2 separate regions of the Homo sapiens genome follow, and region 2 is linked to region 1. A link is an interaction called in ENCODE POLR2A ChIA-PET data of the cell type or tissue named here. Cell type or tissue: MCF 10A. All regions are shown on one strand. Links, peaks and the distances in the headings refer to the core of each region. The heading gives the core; the rest is flanking DNA.

Region 1 (5,380 bases), core at 259-5,258:
CCATCTTCTACAAATATCTTTTGCATCACATCACTTCCCTGCTCAGAAGCCTACCATGGCTCCCTGAGACCTCTTAGATTCTATCTAAAGTCACTTGGCTGGGAGCCAGCCAAGTGAGCCTCCCACCCTCCCGCTTACCTTCTTCTCTGTTCACTGCCACCCCTCCCGTGCTCATTAGTCATTTATTTTCCTTGTGTTAGTCCCTCTGCTAGTTTGGGGTGGTCTTTCTTCTATTTCCCCCTTCCCACCATGAGCCCTGGAACACTTCTGGTTACGTTGGAGGAATTATGAAAACTGTTCAGATTCTCTATCCTGCTTCTCAGTGCATTAATCTTGCCTCCCCCCAATGTGGGCTTTGCCATTCACCAGCTGTATGACTTTGGGCAAGTTGCTTAACCTCTCTGTGCCGTAGTGTTTTCATGTTCTCATGTGTAGAATGGTGATCTCAATAGGGCATACCTCATATGTCTGTGGACAGGATTAAGAGTCAACAGATGTAAAAAGTCTTATGACGGTTTCTAGCGTAAAGTAAGTGCCATGTAAGTGTTAGCTATTATTAGTAATTAGTATGATCACCTCCTCTTTCAGCCAGCTCATCTCTGGAAACCATGTCTGCTTGGAATACCTAACTGATCGAGTTCTCTGTTAAACCTTGCCTGATCTTGTGGAGGCGGTTAAGTATTAAGTGTTTGGGTTTCAACAAGCTCCTGTACATGAGATAACCTGAGGAACTGGGCCGTCTACAAAGCTGTAATTATGTCCATTAATTTCTAACCAACTAGGAGGAGAGGTGCTGAGAGTTGAAAGCAAGATTTTCCAGCATAAATAGGATTGATGATGTGGATGATGTGAGGGCAACTTTGCAATAATTTTATCATTTTTTTTTTTAAGACGGAGTTTCGCTCTTGTTGCCCAGGTTGGAGTGCAATGGTGTGATCTTGACTCACTGCAACCTCCGCCTCCTGGGTTCAAGCAATTCTCCTGCCTCAGCCTCCCGAGTAGCTGGGATTACAGGCATGCGCCACCACACTCAGCTAATTTTGTATTTTTAGTAGAGATAGGGTTTCACCATGTTGGCCAGGCTGGTCTCGAACTCCTGACCTCAGGTGATCTGCCCGCCTTGGCCTCCCAAAGTGCTGGGATTGCAGGCGTGAGCCACTGCACCCAGCCAACTTCACAATACCTTAAAGGACAGTGGATCATGCACCTTTTTTCCTATGGTCTTTCTGGAGTCCTTCTGCTGATACTCCAGGTCCCAGAGGCCCTGCCCCTGGCTTCCTTGTCGGAGCCCTCCTGGAACACCCTCCTCTGTGGCCATCCCCAGCTTGAAAGCCTCACACTTTGTGTCCCAAGCAGTCCTTGTCTGGAAATAACCCATCACCCACATTTCTGTTCTAGTCTACTTTTTCTTTAAATTGACAGACACAACTAAAATTGTATGCATTTGTGATGTTTTGAAATATATACACATTGTGGAATGGCTCAATCTAGCTAATTAATATATGCATTGTTGTTTTAGCTTTCAAATCCATGTCTTTGATTTTGTAGTGAATATAATTAATTCCTTTAAGGCCCACTGAATTCACAGCCAGTGTTTGTAATTATGTGTCCTGCCGCCCCCCCCCCGGCCCCGCCCACCCGAGTCTCTCTTTCTCTCTCAATGAATACCAAAAGTTCAAGTACTATAGAGTTGGGGGAGGTTTGAGAATATTTTTGACATAAAAAAAGGGCCCTTATTGTCACTAAGGTTGGGAACCACTGCCCCATGGGACATGTGGGAGCCATGGGAGTAGCACTAAGTTCTCTGGCTCTCAGTTTTCTCGTCTGTCAAATGGAGGTAAATCATAACTGCCTCTTTTTCTAAGGGCAGGAAACAGAATGTTTTGTACTCGGAAGCGGGGCCAGGGAGCAGTGCTCTTGTGATCCTTGCTGCTATGCTGGGAAGCCTCCATGAGGATGAGATGAGAGAATAGATGGGAGGGCACATGCAGAGGTGGCAAAAGCAGGCAGGGGATGCATACTCCTTCAAGCCTCATTATTATTTTCCTCGTTCTGGGTCCAGCTGGACCAGCTGAGCCCAGAAGCCTAAAACCCATGGAAGTCTTTCCAGGAGCAACGTGTTCTTTTGCCTTCCTCCACCCTTAGTCACTTTTCTGTGGAGAAACAACAACAGAAAGCAGCTCCTGTATGTGACTAAGAAACATCTACAAACTTCCTCTTATCTAGCCTAGTAACTGCTGTGGCCTCAGAAGTTGCAGTGTTTGTCTCTGTTTAGTCAGCGTTGCCTAGGAAACAAAGTTGTTCTCTCTTTACCACTATGTGACTGTGGGGCCAGTTTTTTCCCCTTTCTTGTAGAGAAAGGCTTGATGACCAGAGAGGTTTGGGGCGTTGTTGGGCTATTTTCTAGGTTTCCTTTTTTCATCTGCTTTTTCTCATTCAGCTGCAAGTCTGGCATGGGAAGTCTACAGAAGATGAACCAAATAGCCACAAAGTCTCTGAGCTAATTTTGAAAGGTGGGGATTTGGGAGTAAGTGGGGACTGGGAGAGCTGGTCAGGGTGAGGAATGGCTGCCAGGGGGCTTTGAATGCACTCGTTTGAAGTTTGTATCTGTACCAGCAGCTGTGGAATCTGCATGCCATGAACCAGTTGGCAGGTATAGACAATGAACCTGGCATTATGAATAGCAAGGTTGGGAGCAGGTGGGGAAATTGGGATTTGAGAGGCCAGCAAGCAGGAGTTTGCAATGTTCTGAAGGGTTTTGGTGATTAGAAAAGAACAGGTCAGCTGGGTGCAGTGGCGCATGCCTATAATCCCTGCACTCTGGAGGGCCAAGGAGGCAGGTTGCTTGAGTCCAGGAGCTCGAGACCAGCCTGGGCAACATGGCGAAACCTCCATCTCTACTAAAAATACAAAAAAATATATATATTCAGGAGTGGTGGTGCACACCTGTAGCCCCAGCTACTCAGGAGGCTGAGGTGAGGATCATCTGAGCCCAGGGAGTTGAGACTGCAGTGAGCTTTGATGGCCCCACTGCATTCCAGCCTGGGCAACAAGAGTGAGACCCTGTCTCAAAAAAAAAAACCAAAAAAAAAAACCCAAAATGTCAACATGTATGACCTTTACAGAGGAAGAAGCATGTCATTTTGATTACATTTAGGCAGTGGTTGATGTAAGGGGCGGGGGGCAAGATATCTTGGTCACCCTGAGGTTTGTGGCTCAGGAAAATCAAGGAGTTCTGTTTCCCCAATTTCAAGTGGGAAAAGGATAGGTATATATGCTACCAGAAGCTGAGATGGAATGGAGTCACTTGAAGAGAGGTGATCGTTTCCCTTGGGAACATAGTGGGCTTAGAACACAGCTCAGGGTCCAGAGGAAGTTCAGGTTAGGGCGTGGTAAAGGAGACACTAAGCACTCATCAACAACCAATCAGAGAAATGCTAGGTCTCTGGATGCTGGGGACATGGAGCTGGGAAAGGGTGATGGGTGATAATGAACCCCAAAGAGAGGTGGAGGAAGGAATCTGGAGCCAGGAGCCTTAGACTTGGCCCTACCCACGTGGTTGGTGGGTTTGGTGAGAGAACTTTCAGCAGTGTCCCTGAGAACTTTCAGCAGGGACTGAGGATATCTTTCCTTGGCTGGAAGTAAGGGGAAGAGCAAAGGAAAGGGGGGTGGTTTTGCTACCTCATACATTCTCCCTCCTTCTCTTACTAGAGCCTTCTTAGCTCCTTTGCCAAGTCAAGTGTCACATGTGGATTGGTATTAAGGAGAATGCATTAAGTGAGCCCAGTGATGTTTTCAGAAGACAGAAGAGGCCCACGCCTGTTGATTTGGTTCCGCTCTTCTCGCTCCCTCCTATGTATACCCTGCCTGTTTCTTTTGGGCCTTCCTCGGGGTATCTTTCCTCCCAAATCACCCCCTCAAGCTACAGTTGTGTGTTATGAGTCACCTTGCCACTCACTCCGAAGCTCTCATATGAAAGCGGAGCAGGAGAGGGAGGAAGGATCTGGGCTTGAGTCCTAATTCCCGTAATAGCCATGTGACTTTGGGCAAGTCACTTAAACTCGCTGAGTCTCAGTTTCTTTATCCAGACAGTGAGGGCAAACAGCATGTCCTTCATATGAGTATTGTGCAGATGACACGAGATCACGGCTGCAGCATAGGCCTGGCACTGACAGGGTGCTCAAGGGATATTCAGGGGGTCAGCAAAACAGCCCCTACTGGGTGAGGGGCCTCTCCCACCCAGTCCATTTATACTCAGTCAGACACCAAGTTTATTTTTAGAAAAACAGAGCAAAGTTTATTGAAATTTCAAGCTACATTTGGAAAATCAAAATCCAAATCCTGGAACCATACATCAGGATAAGGTGTCAAAAAGTGGAAAGTGTTCACTCTCACAAAACCCGCTACAGACAAGCTTTCTGGGCACACCTCCCAGGCTCCATTGGATCAAAGCCATCCCCTTGTTCATCCCTCATCCACAGTAGGACACCATCCTTCTGTTCACTTGAAAGTTTTCCACAATAATTACAAAACAAAACAAAAAACGTTTTCAAATGACACTGTGAAGCCCAAACTGATCTTCTCTCAACCCCATTCTATGTAGTCAGCACCAGTGAATGGTGGGTTTGGCATTCAAAACAGGACTTCACGTTTCAGTGGACAGCTGGGGAAAGGGTTGCAGCAGCAAGGCATCCGTGGCCGCATTCAGAGGCTGGCCCCCCTCCTTGCCTTTACTCTCGAGTCTTACTTAACCTAAAAGACAAACTGGGTCAACTTGGTAAATGAACACAGTCAAAGACTTAGCCATAAGAGGTAAGGGACCAGTCAATACTCCCAAGGCTGGTTAGGCCCTTCAACATGTAGGTGGATGTGTATATGTATACATCGCTACACTAAGATACAGATCTAGCCCTATGGGTATATATACGCATTTATGGCTATATAGAAAAACTATGCCAATACTAACCAAACAGAACTTTGTAAGCGGTCATCCCAAAGCTGTAATCCCACACTGGGCTGTGCACAAAGCCATGCATTATACCATATTAACCAACAGAAGGCTGACTTGGCTCAATCTCTCCCATCTGTGTCCCCTGCCTTCACGAAACAGAGGAGAAGAGAGAGGTTGCCTCTGCTTAAAACACAAGTGGCTTCTTCATAGGAACAGTCGTTGTCAGGTGAAGCTGTTGAAGATGTCCATGGAGATGAGAAACAGACCCCTTAAACTTTCTGGAGCAAACTGGTGTCACACCTCAAACTACCCTTCTCCTTTGCCAGTTGCAGCTAAGTTGCCCAGGCCCTGGGAGCCCCCAGGGCGCAGTAGCATTAGAGGCTCACTGGCTTGGTGTTACTAGGCCCCATGCAACTCAGCCTCCAGAGA
Region 2 (5,380 bases), core at 101-5,100, 690 kb before region 1:
CTTCCCAGGACAACTTAAAGGCTAGAGCCTCCAAGGGGAAGGACCACTTTCAAGCTATATGTTCATTTCTTTTGATAGTAACTGGGTTGTAATACTGGCTAAAATGTGTTCAGCATAATAACAATAGCCACCAATATGTGACAGGTTCCCCATGGGCAGCCCTTGTTCTTGCTACAGGTCCACCAGGGCATCCCCTAAATGAATGTAATCCAGGGAAAGAGTTTGTATTATGCATCTTTATGAAATTTGATAGTTGTCAAACACCCTTGTTTTTTAATATTCTTCTCATCCATTAGCAATCCTTCTTCTTCTTCATGCAAACTGTTTCTCAAGATTATCCCAATTATCCAGAGATACTCAACTTTTACCTTTATCTTGGCACCCCATTTAGCAAAAGAAAGCCTAGTGATCAGCAAGGAAGCAACAATCTTAGACGCCATGCCTCATGATAATTTTTCCCTCACCCTACTGGCTTTTCAAAGTACTTTATCCAAAAAAGATTATTCTCATATATCTTACACATCATTTTATTGAAATGTTACTGTAGTGATAAGCCTTTTATATACATTTAGAATATTCATATGTTCAGTTTTAGTAGAGACTGCCAAAAGTTTTTCCAAAGTGATTGTATCAATTTAAATTTTTACCAAGAATATATGAGAGTTCCTTTTGCTCCATATCCTCATAATTTGCTAGTGTTAGTTTAATGTCCACATGGATGTGTAGTGGTTTATCATTGTGGCTTTAATTTGAACATACTGATGATTAATGACATGGCCCAGTTTTTAATATGTTTTTTGGCCATTTGTATATCTTTTTTTATTAAGTGCCTCTTCAAGTCTTTTGCCCTTTTTTTTTTTTTTTTTGAGACGAAGTCTCGCTCTGTCACGCTCTGTCATCCAGGCTGGAGTGCAATGGCGAGATCTCAGCTCATGGCAACCTCCGCTGCTCGGGTTCAAGCAATTCTCCTGTCTCAGCCTCCTGAGTAGCTGGGACTATAGGCGCCTGCCACGATGCCTGGCTAATTTTTGTATTTTTGGTAGAGACAGGGTTTCACCAAATTGGTCAGGCTGGCCTCGAACTCCTGACATCAGGTGATCTGCCTGCCTTGGCCTCCCAAAATGCTAGGATTACAAGCGTGAGCCACCACGCCTGGCTTCTGTCTTTTTCTTACTGATTTGTAGTTCTTTATTTTGTATAGTATATGAGTACTTTGTCAGCAATATATTTTTCAAACATTTCCTACTCTGTGGCTTGCTTTTTCACTCTTTTTGTTGTTGTTGTTGTTTTGTTTTGTTTTTGTTGAGACAAAGTCTTGCCCTGTCGCCCAGGCTGGAGTGCAGTGGTACAATCTTGGGCCACTGCAACCTTCACCTCCTGGGTTCAAGTGATACTCCTGCCTCAGCCTCCCGAGTTGCTGGGATTACAGGCATGCGTCACCAGGTCCAGCTAATTTTGTATTTTTAGTAGAGACAAGGTTTCGCCATGTTGGCCAGGCTGGTCTCAAACTTCTGGCCTCAAGTGATCCGCCTGCCTTGGCCTCCCAAAGTGCTGCTGGGATTACAGACGTGAGCCACTGCGCCTGGCCAGCCTTTTCACTCTCTTAATGGTACAATTTGATGATCAGAAGTTCTTAATTTTAATATATTCCAATTTAATATTTCCCTTTAATGGTTAGTGTTATTTTTGCCTCCCATTTAAAAATATTTGTTATTCCAAAAATCATAAATATGCTTTATTATGTTATGCTCTAGAAGCTTTACTGTTTTGCCTCTCACATTTAGATCTACAATCCACCTTGAAATCATTTTTGTATAGGTGTGAGGTTGTGGCTGAGATTCATTTCTTCCTTCATTCCTTCTATAGACCTAGAACAATTAATTTAAAAGAATTCCTTTTCCCACTGCTCTGCAGTGTTATCTTTGTCACAAATCAAATGTCATATGTGTGTGGACCTATTTCTGGACTGTGTTCTGTTCTATTAGTCTATTTGTCTGTCCTTTTGAAAAGGCCACAGTCTTTATTAATGTAGTTTTATAAGTATTGCTATCTGTGTTAATCTTCCCTTTGTTCTTCTACTTTAGGATTGTCTTGGCTATTCTTGGCTCTTTGCATCACTTTCTAAATTTTAGAGTGAGCGTGTCAATTTCCACTCCCTGAAGAAAGAATGTGCTGAGATTTTAATTGGACTATATTATGTTTATAAATCAATTTGGGCAGAACTCACATCTTTGCAATATTGAGTTCTTCAAGAACTTAGTAAATTCCTCCATTTATTTACATCTGCTTCAATTTCTCTCACTAATATTTTGTAGGTTCTTGTGTAGAGGTCTTGTTAATCTAATTCCTAGGTATTTTATGTTATTCTAAATAGTATTTTTAAAATTTTTTCATTTACAATTACTTGTTGCTAGTCTATTGAAATAAAATTGATCTTTTACATAATGACTTTCTATTTAGTAAAATGGCCAAATTCACTTATTATAGTTTTTATCTGTAGATTATTTTGTCTTTCTATATACATACTCATGCCGTCAATACAGTTTTCCATGAATATGTGTGCCTGTGTATATGTATGTAATACAAATGTCCACTGGGAGACTGCAGCAAAGAGATGTCTCTCATGTGATATAAACTAATTTATCCACTGTAGTTATCACTGAGCAGTCACCCTGTTCTTTTCTCCTTTTCTGAATCCCATTTGTCTACAACTGCTGCCTGACGAGCTACTCAGAAAAGCATGACCACTGATACCACCTATAGTGTCAAGTAAACTGTCTCTGCATGCTTCAAAAATGCTCGCTCTTTAGGGTATCAAATCAGTACTGAGTCCCAAGAATAGGCAAAAAGGGCTTTTCCTATTCTGTATTACACTGTGTTGACTTAGATCTAAAGCTAACCCACTTACGCCCAGAATTTCAGAGCCTTTCTTGAATGTTCCCTGCCATTTCTGGTTTGTTCATCCTTCTCTAACCACAAGGGGTCACTCAGTACACAGGGCTGGGAACACATCCTATATTATCACCTCTGTTCTCTTTCTTCATCTCTTTTGGTTCCTCTCCCCAGAATAAACAAACAAACAAACAAACACTTCTCATAGTTTATCAATGGTAACAAATGGATATTAGTATGTGGAGAGTGGAGGGTAGACAGGGAGCTCATTACACTAGCTGCAGCCAACACAAGAGTTCCCATTATACTTTAGCCATAGTAAAATATTCGTAGTCTTTTGATTTAATTGATCCTTCCTTAAAATGGTGTGTGTGTTGGGTGGGGTTGCAGTCGCAAATACAGACATACCTTGCAGATATTGTGGGTTCAGTGCCAGAGCACCACAGTAAAGTGAATGTTGCAATAAAGTAAGTGACAAAAATTTTTTGGTTTCCTAGTGCATATAAAAGTTATGCTTACACTATACTGTAGTGTATTCAGTGTGCAATACCATTATGTCTAAAAAAAACCAATGTACATATCTGAATTAAAAACACTTTATTGGGCCGGGTGTGCTGGCTCACACCTGTAATCCCAGCACTTTGACAGGACGAGGCGGGCAGATCACCTGAGGTCAGGAGTTCAAGACCAGCCTAGCCAACATGGTGAAACCCCATCTCCACTAAAAATACAAAAATTAGGGCATGGTGGTGGGCGCCTGTAATCCCAGCTACTTGGGAGCCTGAAGCAGGAGAATTGCTTGAACCCGTGAGGTAGAGGTTGCAGTGAGCCAAGACTGTGCCATCGCACTCCAGCCTGGGCAGCAAGAGTGAAACTCCATCTCAAAAAAAAAAAAAAACTTTATTGCTAAAAAATGCTAACAATCATCTGAGCCTTCAGCTAGTCATTATCTTTTTGCTGGTGGAGGGTCTTACCTCAATGTTGATGGCTGCTGACTGATCAAAGTGGTAGTTGCTGAAGGCTGGGATGGCTGTGGCAATTTCTTAACATAAGATAAGAAATGAGTTTGCCACATTGATCGACTCTTCCTATCAGGAGAGATGTCTCTGTAGCACACAATGCCATTTGATATCATTTTACCTACAGTAAAACTTTCAAAATTGGAGTCAGTCCTTTCAAACCCTGCCACTGCTTTATCAAATAAGTTTATGTAATATTCTAAATCCATTGTTTTCTTTTCAACAATGTTCACAGCATCTTCATCAGAAGTAAATTCCATTTCAAGGAACTATTTTCTTTGCTCATCCATAAGAAACAACCCTTTGTTTATTCAAATTTTACCATAAGATTGAAGCTATTCAGTCACATCTTCAGGTTCCACTTCTAATTCTAGTTCTCTTGCTATTTCCACCATATCAGCAGTTATTTCCTCCAATGAAGTCATGAACTTCTCAAAGTTGTCCATGAGGGCTGGAATCGACTTCTTCCAAACTCCTGTTAATATTGATATTTTGACCTTGTTCCATAAATCACAAATGTTCTTAATGGCATCTAGAATGGTGAATCCTTTCCAGGTTTTCAACTTCCAGAAGGTTTTCAATTTTCAACTTTGCCCAGATCTATCAGAGGAATCACTGTCTATGGCAGCTATATCCTTATGAAATGTATTTCTTAAAAAAACAGAAATTGAAAGTCAAAATTACTCCTGCAGAATGGATGCTGTGTTAGCAGGCATGAAAACAACATTGATTTCCTTGTACATCTCCATCAGAGCTCTTAGGTGACCAGGTGCACTGTCAATGAGCAGTCATATTTTTAAAGGAATCTTTTTTCTGAGCAATAGGTCTCAATAGTAGGTTTAAAATATTCAGTAAACCATGCTATAAACAGATGTGCTGTCATCTAGGCTTTGTTGTTCCATTTATAGAGCACAAGCAGAGATTTAACATAATTCTTGGGGCCCTAGGATTTTTAGAATGGTAAATGAGCATTGGTATCAACTTAAAGTCACCAGCTGCACTGGCCCCTAAGAAAAGAGTCAGTCTGTCTTTTGAAGCTTTGAAGCCAGGCATTGAATTCTCTCTAGCTATGAAAATGCTAGATGGCATTTTCTTCCAATAGAAGGCTTTTTTCCTGCTACATTGAAAATATGTTGTTTAGTCACTTTCATCAATGATTTTAGCAAGCTCTTCTGGAAAACTTGCTGCAGTTTCTACATCAGCACTTGCTACCTCACCTTACACTTTTATGTTATAGAGAAAGCCTTGTTTCTTAAACCTTATAAATGAACCTCTGCTAGTTTCAAACATTTCCTCCGATGCTTTCTACCTTTCTCAGACTTCATAGAATTAAAGAGAGTTAGGGCATTGCTCTGGATTAGGCTTTGGCTTAAGGGAATGTTGTGGTTGGTGTGATCTTCTATTCAGACAACTCAAACTTTCTCTATATTAGCAATAAAGCTGTTTAGCTTTCTTATCATTTGTGTGTT

The links. Peaks named below come from ENCODE experiments on the same cell type or tissue, not always from the same donor. Only the 100,000 strongest peaks of a DNase experiment are listed, where the experiment ranks them.
Region 2: POLR2A ChIA-PET joins it to region 1 with 5 read pairs; 2 of 35 experiments call an interaction of 5 or more read pairs at or near these places.

Annotation. Positions count from the first base shown.
Region 1 is chrX:107,708,951-107,714,330 of GRCh38, forward strand. TSC22D3 (TSC22 domain family member 3) reads right to left here. Exons shown (of 3, transcript NM_198057.3): 3 at 4,271-5,380. Among named protein-coding and RNA genes, the nearest start is that of TSC22D3, 64 kb to the right of the region's middle. In MCF 10A, for the core only: no CTCF peak of the experiment used is centred there; DNase peaks (open chromatin) are centred at 2,251 and 3,951.
Region 2 is chrX:107,022,756-107,028,135 of GRCh38, forward strand. No RefSeq gene overlaps it. Among named protein-coding and RNA genes, the nearest start is that of MORC4, 25 kb to the left of the region's middle. In MCF 10A, for the core only: CTCF peaks have their summits at 2,969 (motif pointing right) and 3,173; no DNase peak of the experiment used is centred there.